Regions from separate parts of the Homo sapiens genome. Here region 2 is linked to region 1. The links are chromatin loops, found by intact Hi-C in ENCODE. Cell type or tissue: Panc1. All regions are shown on one strand. Links, peaks and the distances in the headings refer to the core of each region. The heading gives the core; the rest is flanking DNA. Region 1 has its middle 10 kb from the start of NFE2L2. Region 2 overlaps LOC100130691 (Putative uncharacterized protein FLJ44553).

The links. Hi-C counts contacts between places; a loop is a spot of excess contacts. Peaks named below come from ENCODE experiments on the same cell type or tissue, not always from the same donor. Only the 100,000 strongest peaks of a DNase experiment are listed, where the experiment ranks them.
Region 2: it touches region 1 in a loop (5-fold over the local background); 81 of 110 quality-filtered maps call a loop at or near these places.

What each region holds. Positions count from the first base shown.
Region 1 is chr2:177,270,648-177,278,992 of GRCh38, forward strand. No RefSeq gene overlaps it. Among named protein-coding and RNA genes, the nearest start is that of NFE2L2, 10 kb to the left of the region's middle. In Panc1, for the core only: no CTCF peak of the experiment used is centred there; no DNase peak of the experiment used is centred there; H3K4me3 peaks cover 2,639 bases; H3K27ac peaks cover 6,661 bases.
Region 2 is chr2:177,322,037-177,330,381 of GRCh38, forward strand. LOC100130691 (Putative uncharacterized protein FLJ44553) reads right to left here. Exons shown (of 9, transcript NR_026966.1): 6 at 1,203-1,360. Among named protein-coding and RNA genes, the nearest start is that of MIR6512, 12 kb to the left of the region's middle. In Panc1, for the core only: a CTCF peak has its summit at 4,860 (motif pointing right); no DNase peak of the experiment used is centred there.

The sequences.
Region 1 (8,345 bases), core at 61-8,060:
AAATTCCTACTTTTACATTTGAGGAAACTGAAGAGTGAAGTGGTTACTAATGACCACAGAGGTAACTACTGGCAGAACCAGAAATAGAATAACATTTCCTGACTCATGGTATTATGTTCTTCGCATACAACAAATTGATTTGGAATTTTTTTTTTTGATACAGAGTCTCACTCTGTTGCCCAGGCTGGAGTGCAGTGGCATGATCTCGGTTCACTGCAACCTCCACCTCCCAGGTTCAAGCGACACTCGTGCCTCAGCCCCCCAGTAGCTGGGATTACAGGCATGAACCACCATGCCAGTTAATTTTTGTATTTTTTAGTAGAGACGGGGTTTCACCATGTTGGCCAGGCTGGTCTCGAACTCCTGACCTCAGGTGATCCACCTGCCTCAGCCTCCCAAAGTGTTGGGATTACAGTCGTGAGCCATGGCGCCCGGCTGACTTGGACTTTTAAAGGCAAATCTAGTACTGGGCCAGACTTAAAGGATAAGGTGTAAATTTTATTGACATGTTGGCACATTATTTTTGGAGGGGATTAATAATCCAGTTTATTAATGATAATAATTATTGTACATATTTTATAAACACTCCCCACAAATCAGGGAGATGCAATTAGGCCCAATATTACAAAAATCAGAGGTGACAAAACAATTAAGTGACTGCCTCAAAGCTCAAGGAAATGATTATCTGACAATGGCCCAGGCTTCGTCTACTCTAGGTCAGGTCTCTGTAGAGTCTCTTGGCTTGTGCTGTATTTACTGAGAGTACTCACAGCAAAACTCCCTAAAGATTACATTTTTCCACATTCTGTTTAATGAATTCCCCAAGGACAAAATGATGAAGTATTTTTCACTAGAGAGAAAACTTGCAAACAAATAGGAGAACAGGATTTCTGCATTTAAGAACTTCAGTGTGAAGGGTAGGGAGAAAGTAAATGAGCTGTTTGCAACTTTAGCCTCTCTACGTACCAGCAGGTTTTTAATTTTTCTTATTTAATGAAAAGGTCTAAGAGCAAGAATCAAAATGTACTGAGAAGACTATAAGGTGTTAAAACCCTTTTGCTTCTTCCAATAAATTAAATTTCTCTAATTGTGTGATTCTAAAAAGCCTAATATGCAGGTAACTTTAATGTCAGTTTAGAGCTATCCCTCCTGTAAGATTCAGGTAACTTGTTCATCACGTTTTCTTTCTCCTGATGAAAGATGGAATATTTCAGTCTTTGGAGTTCGTAAACTTTCAAAAATTTGTAACGGTCAGTGTATTAATTCACTTGTCTTTTTCCCTGCTAACAGTTCTTGTATGCTTACTATGCATAATAACCCGAATTTTTAGATTCTTTATTTCTCTACAATATATTAGGGATATGGAAAGCAATAACAACACAACAAAAACAACAAGTATTTATTGAGTGCTAAATATGGCCCATGTACTTTATATGGGTTATATCATTTAATCCTCTCAGAAAATCCAAGACAGGTCCTTTACAGTCCCATTTTAGAAATGAGCAAACTGAGGCCTGGAGAGGTGAGATAATTTTATCTATGGTCAGGTGGTTAGTAAGTAGCTGAACAAATCACTGACTTTAAAGTTCTTAAGCATGAAGATATGCTGCCTCCCATGCATAGTTCAAAAAATCGTAAAGGTTCATTAGGGAATTTAGGTAGAAATGTTTTCTGAAATGTTTCACCAAAAACTATCCAAGCAATTTATGTTTCATTTAAAAAACAACAGTTGAATACTTAGTGAGAGAGTTTGAAGGAAGACTCAGTTGAGTTAAACATGGATTCTACTCTGAAGGTCCTTACAGTCCAGTAAAAAAACATCACACTTGCCCATAGCCAGGAAGTAGCTGATGATGCAAAAGAGGCAGGCAGTTAATGTAGCCAACCTGATAGCTGAGGTCAGGGGTTTCTCTTTTCATTTTCTGCAAAATTCACATAATATTTTAAAAATAGCTTTAATGAGGTCTAATTGATATAAAATAAATTACATATATATAAAGTACACAATTTGATAAGTACACACACACAATTGTAGTTATGATTTGTATTTTTCTGATGACTAAAGATGTTGACTATCTTGTCATGGCACTGAGGTTTTAATACATAATGTAATACTTTCTATACATTGACTGAGAGGAAGGTATGTACCCCTAAAATATGCTTTATTGTTAGAAACTTTGCTGGTTACATAATCAAAGAGGAGTTATGGTGAAACAATATTATTAACTATGGATAAAATGACACCAAAATTCCAGAAAATATAAAATATGCAACTCAACAAAAACTTGAGTTCTTACAAAAGGAAACTATAAAATACCAAGCTTTTACTTTCAACTGGTGCCTGAGAATTTCCTCTGCTACCACACGCTGGTGGACCTACTCATGTTTTCTGAACTGCATTGAGATGCAACAACTATTACCTGTTTCTTTCTTTTTCTTGACTGTTCTCCCCTAAATTCCTAGACGACACCATTAACAATTTAAATCAAATTGGTTAAAATATCTATTACCTAACCTAATAAGGTCACTGTAGTTTTTTTATTTTTTATTTTTAAAAAAGCTCTAAACACTGAATAAATAAATGTTTTGTGACAACACGGATTCATAAACTAGAGGGAGATTTTTTTGTACACTATATATGGAGACATTTCTTGCTAAAGTTTGCCCAGTCTAGCCTCCTGGGAAAGTAAGTACTGTATTAGCAGGAAATACATCTTTTCAATTGTCCGCTCTGGTTGGAAGATTAGATAATATGAACACTTGATCTCCTTATAATCAATTCAATTTAATTTAAGAACACTGTTGTGTACTGTGTGAAGTGCCTCAGGTAAAACTTGAGTTTATTGAGCATTATGTACAAAGCTCTCCTTCCAAACACTTTGTATGTGTCATTACTAATACTAGCAATAGCCATTTTACGGGTGATAAAGCCGAGTTCAATCTGATTCAGTAACTTGGCCAAGATTCCATGGAAGAGCTCATGTGAAATTCTAGATTTGGCTGTTTCAAAACCTTTGCTCTTTTCACTGGGCTAGGCCCCAAGACACCTCCCAATGCTTTGTGAATGATTAAACATTGTAGGGATCACGTTCTATATGATAGTACTTGCCATAGACCTCATTTAATTGTATGTCATTATTTGAAGGGTGAAGTATAATTTTATGCAACTGAGATATCATAAAGTTGTATAAACTGTGCCATAATTTTCATGTTGGAATTCAATTTAAGATTTCCATGTATTTGTTTTTTTTCTTTCTTGATTAAGGCTTACTAACCCTCTGCTCTTGATCCAAATCTGCAAATACATAAAACAGAAAGTACGAGGGCCCCCAGAAACCTCTCTCTGATTGCTAGTGGCTCATTGGAAGAATATCACTCTAAGATTTTGCAGTCTGATTCTGTGGTACAAGGTCTTCAAAGCTGACAATCAGTACCAGATTCTATCAAATTATCATATTCAACTTAAATTATCTCTTTTACTACAACTCACCTTCATAATTTCAAAAATGTGTACCCTGCTCTGAGCAAGCTATGCATTGATCATTCACTATGAGTGAATGTCTTGTTTTTCAGAAGGCTTATGTGGAAAGAGTGTGTTAGGAGGAGAGTCACACCAATGTGGCTAAAAGAAGAAAGATTAAGTATCTTTTAAAAACATAATAATATAATATAAAAATATTATGGTATCTTTAAAGATATAATAGATGATATGGATAGTAAAAAGATGTATAGCAAAGCAGTTCAAATGAACAAAAGATAAGGCTATAGGAAGGTTTGATGATAAAATGTAAAGAAATACAATTGAAATAGCAGTAACTTCACTTATATGTTTTCATTTTAATGTACAATATTGTAATGACGGAAACCAACAGTCACCTGGTATCATTTCACAGTCTTATGAACCTCGGAAACACATTGTGTTTACTGTCATAGTATACTTTTCTCTAAGAAATCATCTGTGAAGCAGCTGAGGTTTTAACAAATGACAATCATGTAATTAATACAAATTACAATTTCTCTAGCCTACATTTCTACAAATCCTGCTGTTTACTATTGTGTAGAGAATATAAGTGTGAGACAGGCACACCTGAGTTTAGATACTAGCTGTGAGAGCCTGAGAAAGTAATTCAGCATGACTGACAAAAGTTTCCTAGTCTGTAAAATGAGGGTTGTTGTGAGGCTAACTGGATTAATGTATTTAAAGTTATTCATGAAGATGAAGAGCAGTCAGATCCTCTGAAATAATCATCTGAAAACAAAAAATGACTATGTGAACAACATTGATGGAAGAATAGACCACTGCCAACCCACAAATATAAAATATTTAGTTCTTTTTATAAATGCATGATACTTGACATAATAAAAAGTTATGGTCTGAACTTGAGAAACCTAGAGATTATTTGATATAAAAATAAAAGAATTGGCTTAGACTTAAATTCAAGAGCCAGAGATGGTGCTATTCATCTTCTTATCTCCGTTACTTTTTACTTTACCTGCTATGTGGAGATACTTGGTAAATGTTCCTTAATTGAATGAACAATTGCATGACTAAACTTTCTAAGGTTTGTTCCAACATCAACAGACTGCTTTTATAAGATGACGGGAAAGAGTGTGTTGCATAAACACTGTTTTGTTGTGTTAGGGCACATGTATTAAAATATCAACTGCTGGTTTAGCAAGAGACCTTGGTATTTATGTTGAAATAGGAAGGCTGCATATTTCATTTTGTATATATTTTTGTTAATAAATATTTATAACATTCATATTCTACTCATCAAGGAATTTTCTGAGGCAAAGGAACAGGATTGCGAGGAGGTCTCAGTAATGTGAGGCTCGCTTTATTGCACTAGTGAACTAGCAGGCTCCATCTAGAATATATTTTTAAAATTTTTAATAATAGCAGTGGAAAATAAAGAATGATTCTTTGTGTTCTTTGGGACTCTTTATGTTTGTAACTTAGGAGCCCTTACTGGCTGAATTCTGTGGTACTACTGCCAAGAATTTTGCAGACTGCACAAGCATTTTCATTTACTGAAATGTTAATGTCTTAATTTAAAATCTACCATCATACTTAATTTAGTGGCGTTAATGGCCTCTACCGTTCACTTTTAAAATGCCACCTAATTCAGAATTATTTTCTAACTTCTTATTTTACATATAACTGAACTCCCGTAGGATTGGGTGAAGTCTCTTGAGAGCAGCTCACTGTGGGCGTGCGGCAAGAGATCAACATTTATCTCAGCTGCTTATATGTGGTCTAAGTGGATTTGGTAGTGCCAGAACAATGTGACTGCCAGGACCCAGAAACTAATGCTTTCCTTGCCTAATAAGTAATTTTTTTGAAGTCTCCTATCTGTTTCTCAATGACTAAATCCTGTAAGGTATATAACAGACTACTCATATTGGTTTTCTCTGAGTGGCAGTTTTAAGGGTAGAGGAACATTACTTCTTACCTTACATATTTCTGTATTGTTTGATTTTTTAATAAGCACTTTTTATGTATTTCATATTTAATCCTCATGATTTGAATATTTAAAAAATATAAAAAGTAAAAAGTTAACCTCCCCACTCTATCTTCCATTCACTAAATCTCCTCACTTTTCCCCAGAAACATATGTATAAGCAAATATATACTCTCTATATACAAATACTATTGTATTACATATACTATAATATATACTATCTATATATACTCATTTGTATATATAAGCAAATATATACATCCTAAATACTATCATATTATATATACTATAATATATATTCTGTATAAATATACTCATATGTGTATATATATATAAGCAAATATATACTCTATTTTTCTCATTTTTCACACAAAAGGTAGCAAACAGTGCATATGGTTCTCCATCTTGTGTCTTTCATTAAAAATGTCTTGGAGGTTTGTACTGTTTATCAATATACTATGTGGTACATCTTCACTCTCTATGTATTTCTTTCTTCCTTTTTTTTTTTTTTTTTTTTTTTTGAGACAGAGTCTCACTCTGTCGCCCCGGCTGGAGTGCAGTGCTGCGATCTCTGCTCACTGCAACCTCCGCCTCCTGGGTTCAAGCGATTCTCCTGCCTCAGCCTCCTGAGTAGCTGGGATTACGGTGACCACCACCACGCCCAGCTAATTTTTTGTACTTTTAGTAGAGACGGGATTTCATCATGTTGGCCAGGCTGGTCTCCATCTTCTGACCTCGTGATTCACCCACCTCGGCCTCCCAAAGTGCTGGGATTACAGGTATGAGCCACCTCGCCCGGCCCCCTCTATGTGTTTCTTTCTAAAGCTGCATAATATTCAATTACATGGATGCATCATGATTTATTTAACTAGTTTCATATTGATGAATACTGGATTGTTTCTAATCTTGCTATTACAAGTCATGCTGCAATAAGTTACCTTGACCTTGACCTGGGTCATTTTTTAATGAATTTTTTTTTTTTTTTTTGGAGACACAGTTTCACTCTGTCACCCAGGCTGGAGTGCAGTGGTGCGATCTCGACTCACCACAACCTCCACCTCCCAGGTCAAGCGATTCTCGTGCCTCAGCCGTCTGAGTAGCTGGGACTACAGGCATGTGCCACCACACCTGGCTAATTTTTGTATTATTAGTAGAAATGGGGTTTTCCCATGTTGGCCGGGCTGGTCCCAAACTCCTGATCTCAGGTCATCCGCCCGCATCGGCCTCCCAAAATGCTGGGATTACAGGTGTGAGACACCGTGCCTGGCCATTTTTTAAATGATTTTTAAATTTTTATTTTAATTGACAAATGATAATTGTATATATTTATGGGGTACAATGTGATGTTATGAGATATATACATGCACACACGAGATGATTAAATAAATCTAACTATTAATAATAGGTCATTTTATGTGTTAAGTATATTCACAGGATAGAGTCATTGAAAAGTGCCTCTTGGGTCAAGGATAAGCACTTATAAGACTGACAGATCTTGCCAAATTACCTTTCATAGAGTCTTACCAATGTATAATACCATAAGTTAGATTGTCAAAACTTTTAGATTTTTGAAAATGTGACAAACATATTCATATTACTGCCCATGTTTCTATTGGGTTGTTGATTTTTAAAATCTTATTTATTTCTAGTGGTGCTTTGTATATAAGGGATATTAGTACTTTGTGACATGAGTTGAAAATACTTTTCCCAGTTTGTCATTTGTCTTTTAACTTTGATTATGGTGATTTTGTTTCTTTGCCACACAGACATTTTTTATTTTAACATAATTGAATTTATCATTTTTTTTAATGGCTTATATATTTTAAGTCACATTTACAAGGACCTTCCAAGGTTATAAAGACATTTTCTCATAGTTTTCCTCTAGTAATTTTAATTTGGTTTTTCACATTTAAATATATGATGTCTTTGTAATTTCGTGTATAGTGTATAGATCCAGTTTTATTCCAGATGGCTGCCTAGTTACAGCCTGCCTAGAACTAGGCTAACTTGTTACAACTAGTTCAATACAATATATTGAATAGTCAGTCTCTCTTTTCCCTAGTGATTTGCAATGTCACCTTTATTGTATACAAATTCCTGCGTGTATCTGGGTTTATATCAGAACATTTTCATCTGTTCTATTGATCTGTATGTCCATTTATGGATCAGTCTCACATTGTTTTAACTACTGAGGCTTTATAATGTGTTTTAATACTTGATAGGGCTAACCATTCCACATTCTCCCTCACACATATACATTTGAGAAATCTCTTGCCAAATTTGAAAGGGAAAAAAATGGTATTTTTTACTGGAATTGTGTTAAAATGTTAAATTAACTTAGGGAGATATGACATTTTAACAATTTTTATTTTTCCTACCCAGGTATGTTCTTTCTATTTATCCAAAGCTTGTTTGGGTTCCTTGGTTTTATTTTAAAGTTCTCTGCATATAGGGCATACACATTTCTTGTTAAATTTGTTCCCAAGTATTTTATTTTTTCTATTGCTACTTTAAATAAGGTCCTTCATCCTTATATCCTCCAGTAGGTTATTATTTGCACATATAAGATTGATTGGTTTCTGTATATTAATTTTCCACCTTTATACTTTACTGAATTGTCTTATTGTTCATAATAATTTTTCAGTTGAGTCTCTTGGGTTTAAAATCGGAGTCACATCATCTACAAATAATGAAAATATTTTTCTTACTTTCCTATTTTTATACTTGAAGTTTTATAATGCCAAGTCATGATTGCTAGTACCTTCAGTAAAATTTTACATAGTAATTATGATAGTGAGCACCCCGTCTATTCCTAACTTTATTGGGGCTACCTCTAGACTTTCCCCATCAAGCATAATGCTGGCTAGATGTGTTGTATCATGT
Region 2 (8,345 bases), core at 50-8,049, 51 kb after region 1:
GAGACCATCCTGGCTAACATGGTGAAACTCCGTCTCTACTAAAAAATACAAAAAATTAGCCAGGCGTGGTAGCAGGCGCTTGTAGTCCCAGCTACTCGGGAGGCTGAGGCAGAAGAATGGCATGAACCCGGGAGGCAGAGCTTGCAGTGAGCTGAGATTGCACCACTGAACTACAGCCTGGGCAACAGAGCGAGACTCCGTCTAAAAAAAAAAAAAAAAAAAAAAGAAAGTTATAAGTCAAGTCAAACTGTTAAATAAAATATGTTCCATTTTCCTACCTTGATAACTCTAACTTCCAAAAGACCTGAAGGTCAGGTTTGAATGTGCAATGCTTGGAATCCTTAGAGTTCTGCACCAGGACAAAGAGGCATGGAGAGAGCTGGACCCCAACCTGAAACGTTCCCCTCTCCTCCCATCCTTGACTCTGAATGAGAAGGCCCTCTCATGCATGCATGTAGATGCCCCAGTTCACGCATCCATACCCTGTGCATGCCTCTGCAAATAGGCTATCCTTGGCTACCTCTCAGGCTGACCACACACACTAGTGGCATGGTTTGCCCTTGGGAGGATGGGTCTGGAAAAGAAGTCTAGGCAGGCCCTGGAAGTGGGCTTGGGGCATTTGAGCAAGGAATCCTGAGGTGGTCCAAGTTATCCAGAGTGTGGTCTAGAAGGGAGCAATGTGGTAATGTGGTTCTGAGTGGACACATCCCCTAGGTGCCACAGTCTCCTCACCCTGTAGTAAGGGGTGCAGCCAGGGAGGGTAAAAGCACGGCCTTCTAAAAGCCTAAAGGCAGTACCAGCAAGAGCCGGTATGTGGAATGTGAGTATTAGCATAAGACATGGAATCCTGGCACACACCTCAGGCCTGCTTCAGCAGGAGGAAGGAGGCTGGATCAAACTTGTCCAGACAGGGAAGATGGATCATGCTCACTCACCCTGGAGGGGTCACAGAAGTTTATCAATTCCTGGCAAAACGGAACAGCCCAATCTGGGAGAGCCTGCCCAGATCTAAGTGCCAGTTTAGTTAATGATTTAAAGGGGCATTTACCTTTTCGCCTTATGGAGAAAGTATCTGGAAGATTCTGGTGTTATTTTTATTGGGGCCACTGAACTTTCTGTTTGTGCTCCTCCTTATGAACCCTGCTCCCTCCTCCTCCACTGTTCTCACAGTGCCAAGGGCCCATCAGTCCTCGCTTGCTTGCCTTCCTCTCAGCCAGTTAACTCCATAAGGATTTCAGCAATAATCCTGATAGGTGCCCTCACGCACTTGGTTCTTCATCCATTCATGTCTTCCAAATCTCCATCCTTCAATGAAGTCCATCATGTACTTTCTGTTTCTGCTCCCAAGCAAAAGATATTGCTGAAAATTAAATTAAAAATGTAAAAATCTGACCCAAGCCAATATCAGCTGACTGGTCCCAGCTGAGCCTTTACTACTCCCAGGTAATTCTCTGATTTTTCAAAATTTCCTTCCTTCCACAGTCCTCACTTTTCCTTTTCTAAATCCTTCCTGTTTCCTTCAAGCCCCAGTCCCACTGTATGCAACTTTCTCCTTTTGCTTAATAGAAGAAATCAAGATTCTCCAATGTGGGTATCCTCTCATTGCTTTTTCTCTACTGAGAAATACTTAAAGATGATATCTCTTTTTCTGTTTCATTTCAGAGAAGGAAGAGTAACTTCTCCTTTCCACAATTTGTTTTCCTTTTGGGTCCTGCATCCTATGGACTCCTATTTCCTGTAAACATTGCACCAGGCATGGCCCCTGCTCTTTTATCCCCACCCTCCCCCCTCAATCTGTCAGCCCCATCCTGGCTCATTTCTATCCCTGTTGAGCCTAGATGCCATTGTCCATCACTTTGAACATTGTTTTCATAAAATCATCCATCATTTCGCCCCTTGATCCTTCTGCCCCATCGTCTCAGAAATCCCAAGTCTTGGATCAACCTACCACCCATTTTCTCAGCTCTTACCATTGGCAGCCCAAGTTATTAAAGAAAATCACACAATTATTTCCCTTCTACCTGGGTTGCCAACCTGCCCCTTTACCCCCATCAACACACACATACCCAGACAAACACACGCACACCCCACCTGACTCTTTTGTCAGTAGAGTGGAAAGCAAATTAACAATTGTGGAGATCGTCTGACACTGAGAGGGACCCAGGCTCTACATTACACAATTTAAATACTAGTGCCCATACCAGTTTTGGTCTCTAACCTGTTAGATTCTCAGGTGATTATAATCCTTATACTGGTCCTTCTCCACTTAATTCTCTTTTATACGTCCCTTGGTAATAACTCTAATCCTATGGAACTCTCAACCCCTACCCTTTTTACTCTTCTCTTCTTTTCTTTATTTCTCCTTTTGCATTCACCAAACCTTGACACATGCCCTATATTCCTCTTTCTCTTCTACTCCAATCCAATCAGTTCTCACATCCTATTGATCTTCCCTCCCAAACATCTCCTAAACCCACCCCCTCCTCTTCATTTTGTCATTTTCTTTTCCCTTTTTAAAAATTTCTATTTTGTAGAGACAGGGTCTCACTATGTTGCCCAAGCTGGTCTTGAACTCCTGGTTTCAAGCAATCCTCCCACCTGGGGCTCCAAAGTCCTGGGATTCAGGCCATTTTGTCATTTTCTTAACTCAGGCCTTCATCATCTCTGCCTGGCCTCATTAAATTGTCTATTAAATGGAACTCCCTGATACTAGCCTCACTTCTCTCCGATTCATCCTCCATAGTCCTCTCAGAGTGATACTGCCTAGAAAAGGGAAGTAGAGGCTGAGTTGGGGGTGAGAGAATGGGAGGAAGGGAGGGTCAAAAGAGAGGAAGACCCAATATCTGGAAACCAAAGAGGAACACTGAGGGGAGAATAGAAATGTCTCCATTTAAACCTCCTTTTATGTCTCCTCATAAAATTGTTGGTCAAATCCACATTACTCACCTCTACTCTGTGGAGTTTATTTGCTTTTGGGGAAACACAATAAAGTACTAAGTCCTGCTATAAGACAGGGCACATGAAGCCAGCACCTGGCTTGCACATTCAATTTATTCTTCAGTCATTCATTCATTTATTATTTAACGATATTTATTGAGTACCTATCAGGTGTCAGATACGTGCTAGTGCTGGAGAGTGAACACTGATCGAGACAGATATTCTTGTCTTAAAAGCATTAATAGTCAAGTGGGAAAACAAACAAAATAGTTAGAATATGATAAGTGCTATGATATGAGAAGGTTATGGGTGTGCATAGCAGGGACAAATCAAAGTCAGAGGTAGGAGGGAGGTCAAGGAGGACTTAGGGAAGAGGTGGTGTTTAACTGGAGATCAGAGGAATGTGCAGGAATTAGTGAGGTGTAGGGAAAAGTTGAAGAGAATTTTCTAGGAATGTGAGACAGTCCAGAGGCAACAGAGTACAGTGAACCCATGGAACGGACAGAAGAGAGGAAACTGTGGCAAATGAGGTGGGAAAGGTCATCTGTAAACAGATCTTAACTTGTAAATCAAGTTTACATGTTTAGACTTTATCCTAAAGGCAATGGGGAAGCTACAGATGGCTTTAAGCATCTGTAAGTGATGCTTACACAGTGAAAGACCTGTTCAGATTTGTGATTTAGAAAGAACACATGACAGGATAATATGTGAAGTATTAATGGAATGTATTCTCTCCACTCATTTCTCTACTTGGGCTCTGGGCTGCCCATCTGCTCCTTGCCTGCCACCAACATACACATACATAGACAAACATGCACACACCCCACCTCACTCTTTCGCCAGGAGAGTGGAAAGCAAATTAATGATTGTAGAGATTGTCTGCTGCTGAGAGAAATCTAGACTCTACATTGCACAATTTAAATACAAAGGGCTCTGCACTTTAACTCAGAAATGAAACAATTAAAATGAAACCAACTCATACAAATGTGTAAATGTGAATTGGTTTTTCACCTCTATGCTGTGAGGGGAGAAGAAATGATCTGATCAGAAAGCAGATGTGCAGGGCAAAAGGAAGGAATGTTCCTGGATTACTTCGTGGCATTATGGGGGACATGGCTGCCCCTTTCTGAGATGAAGCTACATGGGACCTGCATGTGCACCCAGACAGCCCATCCCCACCCTTCAAAGCTAGCAGGATCTGGTACTTTAGACAGCACACTGGGGCCTGCCTGTGCTGAGAGCATAGGCAACAATGGTATTAGCGGCTCAGGCTAGCTTTAGAGTGACCCCAGAAATGACTAGATGGACAGCTCCCCCAGCCCCACCCGCTACTCACACATGGACCTCCATCTTCTTCCCCACTTCCCTTGGGTAGCCAGCCCCAAGAGGCCCAAGAGTAAGAGGCAAGAACAGGGGAAGGAAGGTTTGAAACTGAATTCTGAACTGAAGTATTTATGGAATCTCAGTTGACAAATCACTGAATTCATTTAAGATAATCTAGATGAAGTTGTCCACCAGGAGGAAGGCTGGAGGTTCAGATTCCAAAATCAAATTTACTCCAGGAAAAAACATCCCATGACTGCACACCTGAGGGTTTGTGGACTCTTGCATCTGTGAGACTCCTTGCTCATTACACTCACATGGCTACTGCATGGTGAATGGTTTGAGATGAAGATTGGAAACAGGGGTTTAGGTGAGACCTGATGAGAGTAGAGGGGAAAGAAGACAAGAAAAAAGGTAGGAGAGGTATTCAGGTGGCAGGATCAAGAGTTCTTGGTGATGCAATTGGACATGAGGTATGATGATGAGAACAGTGAGGAATGATACACAAGTGACTAGCTGCAGCAATGAGTCCATGGCAGTGCTTGCTACCTCCAGGGGGAACTCAGGAGGAGATACACAGATTTGAAGAGAAAATGAGTTCAGTTTGAGTTTAAGATGCCTGTGGAACCTATAGGGTCTGAAGCTCAAGAGAAGGGTTGGAGATGGAGAGAGCTATCTGGGAGCAGGTAGATAGTGCCATAGATACTCAGGAAAGAGAAAGTATCAAAAAGGAGGATATGTTAAATGCTGCCATCAGGTCAAATAAGGAGAGAACTGAAAAGTGCCCCTTGAATTTAGCTACATGGAGATCATGGGTTATTTTGGAGAGAGGAATTTTGGAGAGTGAGTGGGAGGTGAGGAAGTTAAAACAGTGAGTGGACAACTTTTCCAAAAAGTTTAACTGGCAAGAGAAGAGAGGACGGTAGATGGAAGAGGATGTGGCTTTTTTAGTCTGAGAAGGGAGGAGCCAGTGGAGAGGAAGGGGTTGAATATAAAGGTAGGAGTATGAAGGAATAACTGAGAGAGTGAGGTCAATGGGAAGTCAGAGAGAGATGGGACCCAGAGCATCAGGCCAAGAGATTGGCCTTGGATGGAGGTAGGGGGAGTTTTTCTGTTATAATAAGAGGCAAGGTCAAAAAAATGTATAAAGATGCAAGTAAGTTTATAGGTTGTGGGTGGGTGTGGTGGCTCATGCCTGTAATGCCAGCACTTTGGGAGGCCAAGGCAGGTGGATTGCTTGAGCTCAGGAGTTTGAGACCAGCCTGGACAACATGGGAAATCCCATCTCTACAAAAAATTAGCCAGGTGTGGTGGCATGCGCCTGTAGTCCCAGCTACTCAGGAGGCTGAGGTGGGAGGATCACCTGAACCCAGGAGGTTGAGGCTGCAGTTAGCCATGATCATGCCACTGCACTCCAGCCTGGGCGACAGAGTGAGACCCTGTCTCAAAAAAAAAAAAAAAAAGTGTATAGGTTGTTATGGAAAACTGAGACTGCTCACATCTCATAACATCCACACCCACCCAACTCTGATATGTGGGGGAAAAAAAATCACCAATTGAGAATGAGAAGGTAGAGAGGCCAACATAGGGAGGTGCAGGAAGAGGCAAATCCTTGAAATAGCCCCTCTGGAGGCTGAGAAAACAAGCAGGCCGGGGAATAGAGTAGGACTGCAGGCAGCAGTGAGGTCCCACTTGAGGTTGCTGAGCATAAATTTAAGGTAGCCCCAATCTGTGTGACAGGGTGATTTTTTTCCTACAGTGCCCAACAGCCTAGGTAAAGGAATGGCCAAGACAGACAGCTGGATTCAGGGTATACACTCTAAAATTTGTCAGGCAGATAAACCAGAAGAATAATGAAGTAATGGAGTTGAGAACACCGGTCAGAGGCCAATGTTATGAGTCATGGAGTCCTTCCTCAGTAGATAAGGAATAGGGGACAGCAAGCTTATTATAGATAAAGAGAAAGGAGAAAGCAGAAAGACTGCAGATCTTAATAAGTTTGGAAGATAAACGTAGTGAAAATAACCAAATGAAAAGAATTGGAGGACTTAAAAGTCAAGGGTTCAGAGGTGCTGTGGTTTGTTGAAGACATGGCCTAGGGGTGGCCATGGGATTGAGTGATTGAAGCACAATGGAGAAGGTAATTGGAGATGGAATCAAGAAACTGAGAAGTCAGGTATGTTTCACAGAAATACCTAGATAGCTAAAGAGGGGGAGGGATAGCATTAGGAGAAATACCTAATGTAAATGACGAATTATTGGGTGCAGCACACCAACATGGCACATGTATACGTATGTAACAAACCTGCACGTTGTGCACATGTACCCTAGAACTTAAAGTATAATAATAATAAACAATGGTCATTGAAGAGGCTGGGTGTATCAGGGAGTTTGCTGACGATGGAATGAGATTCCCAACGTCATAGAGGAAAAGTTTTAGAGGAAAGGGAATGTAAGAGATATAAGAAAAAAAGTTTTTCGTAATCTCACATACTCAACCAATACAACACTTCCAGTCACCAAAATGTCTGGAGGTTTTCCTCTACCTACAACCAATTCTTCAGTGGACATAATTATCCTATAATTTAACACAATTTTCCTATAATCACTATCTACGTGGAGATAGCATTAGATCCCACAGGCAGAAGGCTCAGTCTCCCAAGATTGCTTCCACTTCAGATGCCAATTCCAAGTAGTAGGTTGTTACCTATACTTCTGACGACTGGTCATAAATTGGGGGTTCCTATGAGGATTCTGCTCCTCGGGTTCAATTAGTTTGTTAGAGCAGCTCACAGAACTCAGGGAAACACCGCTTACATTACCCATTCATCACAAAGCATGTGATGTGGTTTGGATCTGTGTCCCCACCCAAATCTCTCATCGAATTGTAATCCTCAGTGTTGGAGGTGGGGCCTGGTGGGAGGTGATTGGATCATGGGGGCGGATTTCCTCCCTGGTGCTGCTCTTGTGACAGTGAGTGAGTGCTTTCAAGATCTGGTTGTTTAAAAGTGTGTGGCATCTCCCCACTCTCTCTCTTCCTTCTGCTCTGGCTATGTAAGATGTGTGTGTTTCTTCTTCTCCTTCCACCATAATTGTAAGTTTCCTGAGGCCTCTTCAGAAGCAGAAGCTGCTGTGCTTTCTGAACAGCCTGCTGAACTCTGAGCCGATTAAACCTCTTTTCTTTATAAATTACCCAATCTTAGGTATTTATAGCAGCGAGAAGGGACTAATACAGGATGTTACAAAGGATATAGATGAATAGCCAGATGGAAGAGATGCACAGGGCGAGGGATGGGGGAAGAGGCATGAAACTTCCCTGCCCTTTATAGACATTCCACCCTCCAGGGACCTCTACATGTTCAGCAACCTGGAAGCTCTCAGAACTCTGTCCTTTGGGTTTTTATGGAGGCTTTATTAGGTAGGCATGATTAATTACATCATTGGCCATTGGTAATCAACTCATCTTTCAGCCCCTCTACCCTCTCTAGAAGTTGGAAGGTAAGGCTGAAAGTCCCAACCCTCTAATCATGCCTTGGTCTTTCCGGTGATCAGCACCCCTCTTGAAGCTATCTAGGGCTCCCCAGCCACCAATGTCTTATTAGCATACCAAAGGCACTCTTATCACTCTGGAGAGTCCAAGGGTTTTAGGAGCTGTGTGCCAGGAACCAGGGGAAGAGACCAGATATATATTTCTTTTCCTTTTTTTTTTTTTGAGTCACCCTGTTACCCAGGCTGTAGTGCAGTGACGCAATCTGAGCTCACTGCAACCTCTGCCCCCTGGGTTCAAGTGATTCTCCTGCCTCAGCCTCCCGAGTAGCTGGGATTACAGGCTCCTGGCACCACGCCCAGCTAATTTTCGTATTTTTAGTAGAGACAGGGTTTTACCATCTTGGCCAGGCAGGTCTTGAACTCCTGACCTTGTGATCCACCTGCCTTGGCCTCCCAAAGTGCTAGAATTACATGCATGAGCCACTGCGCCTGGCCCAAAAATATATTTCTTGTCACAATACCACAGGGTGGAATGGGAAACTGAGTCTAGTATGAGGATGAGAGTTCATAAAAGGATAACTCATTGAAAGAACTCC